2 separate regions of the Homo sapiens genome follow, and region 1 is linked to region 2. The links are chromatin contacts, found by POLR2A ChIA-PET in ENCODE. All regions are on one chromosome and are shown on one strand. Each heading gives the region's core, a stretch centred on a gene start or an enhancer-like site at or near the end of the contact. The rest is flanking DNA. Distances are from core to core; before and after follow the strand shown.

Region 1 (3,741 bases), core at 24-2,523, about 32 Mb after region 2:
AGGGACACTTCCTCTTGCCACACCATCTCCCAGAAGTCCGACACAGTGTTGGGCATGGGGCCCTGGGTGGCAATGTAGACCTTCTCCTTCCCGTCATAGCCCTGGAAGGTGGAAGCACAGGGGAAGGGGTGGGGAGCAGTGAGAGCAGAGCTCTGGGGAGATCCTAGATGCCTCAGGTGCTGGGGTCAGCCTGAAGCTGTGAACCACACGTGTAGACGTACACATGCACGAACACGCACACTCAGAAGCCACATGATGGAAAGGATACGGGTTCTGGAATGAGGATCAGATCCCTGTTCTGCTGTTTCCTGGCTGTACCACTATAAGCCAGTTACCTAGCCTCCGTAAGCCTCAGTGGTATCATCTGTAAATTGGGCATAATAATATCTATCTTGTAGGAATGTAGAGTGGATTAAATTCAGTAAGATATATTGAGAGTCTAGCCGATAGCAAGTGCTCTATAAATGTTTATTCCCTTCCTCCCCTGCTGCTTTCTTCTAGCACAAAATACCTAAACAGTGTTTAATATTTGTTCAGTGACAGTTTCACATTTACAGGTTACTACTTTTCTATGAAAGTAGTAGCAAAATGTAGCACACTCTCCCTAACCTGATTTTCTCACCTTCAGGATCCTCAGCTTCCTGCTTCTCAAGATGGTGAAATCCAGACTGCAGTTGATCCGGTATTGGCCGGCAAATGTAAGATCATGTTTCCCCATGGCTTCCCTAGCTAAGAGCTTTTCGCCTCCCTGCGCCCCTGACTGATGTCTTACCCACATTGAGTCACTAGAGAGCGCTGCTTTTACATCTCCTTAGGGCCCACAGCAGCGAGAAGCTGGCGTGGAACACCCACCTGGCCTGGAGCTTCCTATAGCTTGACGTCAATCAACCATCTTCATATAAGAGGGGCTATCTGAGGGGCAGTTAAGGTAAGTTGGCGGGGAGGTCCCATTAGTGCTGGCATCACCTATGCAGTTCTCGGGAGCTGTGAGCTCTTAAGCAGCTGGAGATTGGGTTCAACAATGCTAACTTCCTGCTAAGTTTAGAGGGTGGCATGGGAGGACTGATAGTGGAGGTTAGGGAGACTTGGTGGTCTCTCCAGATATTTTTCAACATCTGCTCCGTTTTTTAGGTTGGTGTTTTGGGGCATGTTCAGTACCAGCCCAGCTTGGTAGGGCTATGACAGCAGTGAGCTGGAGCAGGGAGGGTAGGAAATGCAGGCACCTGATCCACCAGCCATGGCTGGAAGATATTCTCAGACGTCTGAGAATTCCCCCATTCCCCGCCCACCACTGCAGCCAGGCCACTCACTCGGATGTAGTTGGCATTGATGTAATCTCCGTCCTCCTGGCTCTGTGCCCGGCCTAGACAGACACGGCTCTGGGGATCTAGGAAATAAAAATCAGCAGAGGTCAGAGGTCAGAAGGTGACCAACTAACACAGACTCAAGCAGGGTCAGAAAGAGGAGAGTTCCTGTGCTCATCACAGTCATAGCACCTTGTGTATAGCAGGTGGCCTTACACCCACTGAAGTTGTTGTTTTTGTTGTTGTTTTTAGAGACAGGGTCTCATTCTGTTGCCTAGGCTGGAGTGCAGTGGTGCGATCATAGCTCACTGTAACCTCTAACTCTTGGGCTCAAGTGATACTTTTGTCTCAGCCTTTGACATAGCTGGGACTATAGGCAAATGCCACCACACCTGGCTTGCTTATTTATTTATTTATTTACGTTTTTTGTAGAGATTGGGTTTCACTTTGTTGCCCAAGCTGGTCTTGAATTTCTGACTTCAAGCAATTCTCCCACCTCAACCTCCCAAAGTGCTGAGATTACATGTGTGAGCCACCATGTCTGGCCCCTATTGAAGTATTTTATACGCAGACAGTAGGAAGCTGTATAATGTTTTTGAGCAGGAGAGTGACATGATCAAAACAATAGTTTGGGAAGATTAACTGAGTGGTGCTGTATAGGATGGACTAGAGAAGAAAGGGAACGGAACAGCAGAGACCAAATGGGAAGATACAATATTAGATATAATATTCTAATAGATACAGTATTCTATCCTTGAGATCAGTACAGGTTTAGAACAAGATTATGCCACTAGGGATGGAAAAAGAGATGTAGAGGAAGAAGAATTTGTTTTCTAATGGTGAATATGGGATTCACATGAGCAACTTGCCAGATATCACATAGCTGTGAAGTGGGACTAGGACTCAGATTCCGCTCAGCCACGAGGCATTTGGCCTCTGCCTCTAAGGGGGAAGGATTTCTCTAAATGAAACCCAAACATGGATGAAGAAGCTGGCTTGTGAGGAAAGGAGAAGAGACTCTCGCTCTGCTCATGCCAGCCTGGTCATGGACAGAAGGTACCCTGGGGACCAGGGGAATCTCAGGCAAAGGAATTTTTCCCTTTTCTGGTGGCTGCAGGGCTGATTAGAATTAGGCCAAGAACAAGGGCTACTCCTCCCCCTGGCCTGGAATAGCGCTAATAGCACCTTGATCCGCCCATGCAGGCAGAGGACACTCCAGGAGGGTTAGCAGGAGACAGGGCCCGAGTGCTCACTGAGCTAAAGCCTCAAGCTGGGAGTAGCTTCCCTGTAGGGAGAGCAGGGGAGGGAGGGAGAGGCTCCGGGGCCTCATGCCTGCCTCCGAAAAATAGAAGGTGCTTGCTCCGGGTCTGCCAGTTTGCAGGGTCACCCCCTCCTAGCACAGTGTCCTCCCTCCCCGCCTCCACTGCTCTCTTGCTGGCCGTTGCCCTGTCTCCATCTGACTTTCTCAAAGCCATCTCTCTGGGAGCCCTCCTGGTGGTGCTTCCTTCACTGCAAGCCTTGGCTGGGCATTTCCCATGCAAGAGGAAGACAGGGAAAGGGGCTTGGTGCAAGTAGCTAAGTTGAATATCTTAGGTAAGATATTCAACTTCTCTGTGCCTTAGTTTCCTCACTTGTAAAATGGTCATCACAGTACCAACTTCATGGGATTGTTGTGAGAAATGAGTGAATATAAAGGATTGAGGCTGGACGCGGTGGCTTACGCCTGTAATCCCAGCACTTTGGGAGGCCGAGGTGGGCGGATCACCTGAGGTCGGGAGTTCGAGACCAGCCTGACCAACATGGAGAAACCCCACCTCTGCTAAAAATACAAAATTAGCCACGCATGGAGGCGCATGCCTGTAATCCCAGCTACTCGGGAGGCTGAGGCAGGAGAATCGCTTGAACCCGGGAGGCGGAGGTTGCAGTGAGCCCAGATTGCGCCATTGCACTCCAGCCTGGGTGACGAGAGTGAAAACTCCGTCTTAAAAAAAAAAAAAAGGATTGAGAACAGGGCCTGGCCCAGGGTACATATCTGCAAACATTATTATTGCTGCTGTTGTGATTCTTGCTCCTTCTTCCCCCTTTCTCTGCTGAGAGAAGATGTGCCAAGCAAGGTTGATCTTCCCTGGCTGAAACTGTGTACTTTGTCCTCTGAAGTTCTCTAGCCCCAGGGACTGTACCCGACTCCCTTCATCCCAGCAGCAGTTCTTACTTGGCAAGATGGTCTTGTATCGGTCCTTGGAGGCGTGGCCAGGGATGTCCAGGTCTTCGGGGCTGACAAAGTTTGAAGGGATCTTCTGGCAGGGGGAGGAAATGGGTGAGCAGCTGACTCCTAGCCTCCTTTTCTCTCCTTCTACCTTTTTCTAGAACAGCTGGACTCTGGCCATTCCTTCTTGACAATAGTATGTAGGCCTAGATGGGGTGGGGGCAGAAGGGG
Region 2 (3,581 bases), core at 1,007-3,506:
TCTTAAAAACATCTCTTTCTTCTACAAACTTCTGAAAGAGATGAACACCTCCACCTACACCAAAATAATGTGCTTTGCTGGCCAAAAGTACACGTCCATTTTTACTTAACAGTCTAAGGAAAGTCTGGTGCAAATTACTATAATAATCTGGGTTGTAAATGGTTTCTGAGGTGAGAATGAGATCATATTTTACAAAAAGTTTTTCACTACTTAGTACAAGCTTACAAAACTCAGACCACTCACCAGAAAAAAATCGGCATTTATATAGTTGTGTTACTTTTGGTTTCCTGCATCTTTTCACATCTGGCTCATTTACATCATTTTCTTCATCTTCCAAAGTGGAGTTAGCTACTACATTAGGTAAGGTTACTTCATCAATCACCATACTGTTATAATCTTGAAAGTGAATTTCTTTGGACCCTCCCTTGAATGCAGTTATACCTAGTAAACCTGATCCACAACCAAGATCCAAGACTTTTTTCCCAGCAAATTTCACTTTGGCCTTTGTGAAATAAGCCAGGAGGTCAAAGGTACATTCCCAGATTTTTAAGCCTCCCTCATAAACACCTGTAATCAGATCAGAGTGAGAAGAAAAGCTTTTTGAAACTATGTTTTCTCCAGGGAAGTTCTCTTTCAACAAGATGGTTTTCACTACTGATAACTTAACATGCTGGAAACCTGGTAATGTTTCTATGACTTTATTTTCTAACATCTTCTTTAAATCTTTAGGCATAGCATGCTCTTTGGCAGCTCTCAAGGAGGGCTGTTTTCCATGTGGCTCCAAGTTCCTTGAACTGCTGGCTGCACTGAGTGGACTGTCTGTGTCTTGAGAGGGAGCTGCATTTTCCATTGACTTATGTTCCCACAAGTGATCCTGAGGCAAGTCAAATTGTTCTGCAGAACATTTTCTGTCCCTCTCTTCTCCTTTTTGACTTTCTGAGACTGACAGCTCTTTTGAGGAATCCAGGGTCAAAGCTCCATCTCTAATGGGTGTTAATTCATTTTCCAGATGGTCTTCTATAGTGAAATTAAACTGAAAGGTCATCCTCTTATTAAATGCACACAATCTTTAAATTCAGATTCTTCAACTTCTGGATAGAATTTGATGATACACACAAATCTGCCTCAATTATTCAATTAGTTTTGTTGGGCCCAATTTCTCTTTAGCAGCTTATACATGGTAACAAATATTTAGAGATATTTCCAAATGACTTTTTAGACGTCTTTGGTCCTCTTTCCAAGCAGCTCTGGAAAGAAAAAAAAAAAAAAAAGAAAGAAAATGATGATTAAAGCAAAATGGCACATTTCACTAAAGTGTAATATTAAACAGCCACCCCCACCCCTCCCTGTCCCACCATACAGCTGCTTTTTCTTAAAAAGTTGTGGGGAAGAGAGAGAGATAAGAGATTTGGACACTCATACACACCTTAAGGGTTCCAAAGTGGGAGAAGAAAATCAACTATAAAAACAAACAGAAGAACAACAGCAACCACCACCACTACCACCTGGACAAACATAAAGTCCAAGATATTCAGACAGGACAGCCTAGCTACTTGCTGTCTTTCAGCTGTCTTGATTTGTGTCCAACCATATTCACCCCCTAAGCTTCCAGAATAACTTCACTTCTGTCTTTTACAGAAGAGGTGCAGTATTTTATTTTGGTAAGTCAGCGTCCCTTTAAAAACATGCATAGGTATGGCCTGGTGTGTGTAAATTCATCCAAGACTTCACTCCAAACATTTAGTCGAGAACAGCAGCCCTAAGTGTATAGAAGTGGGGGTAATTTGGCAATAATTAGTAAAGACTAATTCGGTGGCAGAGCAAACGCAAACTAGGGCACTGCAGTAGTTTGGAGAGACCTGTAGAAATAAGAAGCAACTTTATTGAGAATCTTCTATCTACTGCGCTAGACACTATACCATCTGCCTCAATTTTCACAGTTCTGGCAAGTGGGATCTTTGTTCCCTTTATACAAGATTTACAATTTGGGGGAGAGGCGGGTCACCCAGTCCCGCGGCTAGGAACGCGCCTCTTTCCTCTCCCATCACGCTGCAAGGCTTGGAGTCACTTCCGGCTGCAGGTCCCGGAACAAATCCGACCCCAGAAGTGGGGACTTCTGGCCCTCACCTCCCCATTTGAATGTAATGTTTACAGTGATCCAGACCTGGGGATGCTTGCTTCCCGACGTGTCCTGGGATCGCGCTTCTGAAAAAGCTCACCTCACAACGCCTCCTCCGGACCTAAATCGCGCACCAGTGAGTCGAGTCCTCCAGGGGCTAGAGAAGCCCGACTTTCTTTCCGGCCTTGAGGGACCCGGGCTCACCAAGAAACCAGCCGCCCTCCTCTCTATGGTTTTGGAGCCGGCGGAGAGCGCGCAAGGGTTGGCGGGACTGCGAGTTTCCGGTCTGGGCTTTGGCGGGTCTGGTTTGAAGCTCTCCTGTTTGACGAAAGTATGTCTCAGGAAGGTGCGGTCCCAGCTAGCGCGGTTCCCCTGGAAGAATTAAGTAGCTGGCCAGAGGAGCTATGCCGCCGGGAACTGCCGTCCGTCCTGCCCCGACTCCTCATATCCTTCCTTGGTTGTCACTTCTACCTAGAGAAGGGTGTGGGCGGGTCGCGAACCTTTCTCTTCTGTCCCTTCAGACCCACCGCCAGGCTGGGTTATATTACCGCGGCCTGAACCCCCTCTTTTCTTTGTCAGTGAGTGGGATGAAAAGTGAGGGACTGGAGGGGAAGCGACAACCGTGGTAGATTTAAGTAAGGCTTTGGCCCTGGAAAGCCTCGCGGACGTGTTCTGACCCAAGGTTTTAGCAGTGGATGTGGCGTTTTCTTCCATTCCTTCTTTCAGTTTTTCTGTACTCGTTGCTTGCAATTAAGTGTAAATACTTTTGCTAGTGGATAATGGGGGAGGCAAGGACTGAGACCTGCGGTATGACGATAGCTCTGGCTCTTAATAGTTTGAGGTAAAGCGAGATACTCTGAGCTTTTGTCTCCCGTAAAAAGGGTGGTGAATATGAATAAGGGCTTTCTTAGCGTTATAAGAATTAAAGGGCATAGTTCTGTGGTGTGAAATCTTTAAAAGATGTTCAGTAAATAAAAATGATTTTCCTCCTTCCCCTCTCAGACCTCTTTTTCTTCTTTCTTTCTTTTTTTTTGACAAGTTCTCACTCCTCTCACCCAGGCTGGAGTCTTTCTGAAAGAGTTCTTCCGCTTGTTGTTGGCTTTCAACTGTTGGATTTGAGGCGCTTAGCGCCTTCTTCGTCCGGGTGCAGCACATTCTTGATTGGTCTCATGCCTTTGTGGTTGTAAATGTGCCTGGAATCCTAGCCTTTCATGGTAAACCATATGTATATGTATCTTTTTCACAACATTTGAGCCCAGCTTTATACAATTACACTCAAAAGAAAAAAAGTAACCTTCACTTGAGAGAATCTCAATACTGCACAAATATTGTGCAGCTAAAGCCCTATGTAATCACATAGAAGTCATTCACCTAGGCATTAGCAAAATCTCAGAAGGTGCCAAAGCCCCCTTTTTTAGTTTTTGTGTAGGTACAGAACTGCCGTCTTCAAGGAGTTTCAACT

What was found. ChIA-PET counts read pairs that join two places held with the same protein, here RNA polymerase II (POLR2A).
Region 1: POLR2A ChIA-PET joins it to region 2 with 10 read pairs in B cell. The contact joins the enhancer-like site here to the promoter of METTL18 in region 2. POLR2A ChIA-PET finds 5 or more read pairs at or near these places in 2 of 52 experiments (B cell and H1).

Annotation. Positions count from the first base shown.
Region 1 is chr1:202,154,223-202,157,963 of GRCh38, forward strand. PTPN7 (protein tyrosine phosphatase non-receptor type 7) reads right to left here. Exons shown (of 10, transcript NM_002832.4): 4 at 3,517-3,601; 5 at 1,311-1,387; 6 at 1-101. Among named protein-coding and RNA genes, the nearest start is that of PTPN7, 4.5 kb to the right of the region's middle. RefSeq lists a silencer at 862-911. Within about 2 kb of position 1,274, at least 5 of the 41 ENCODE cell types and tissues checked have a DNase peak (open chromatin) inside an H3K27ac peak, as active enhancers do; they include B cell, where a contact is called at or near this core.
Region 2 is chr1:169,792,651-169,796,231 of GRCh38, forward strand. It overlaps METTL18 (methyltransferase 18, RPL3 N3(tau)-histidine), which reads right to left and starts at 2,257. Exons shown (of 2, transcript NM_033418.4): 1 at 2,165-2,257; 2 at 1-1,247. The coding sequence starts at 1,045. It overlaps FIRRM (FIGNL1 interacting regulator of recombination and mitosis), which reads left to right and starts at 2,390. Exons shown (of 25, transcript NM_001320047.2): 1 at 2,390-2,465; 2 at 3,179-3,333. RefSeq lists an enhancer at 1,990-2,309.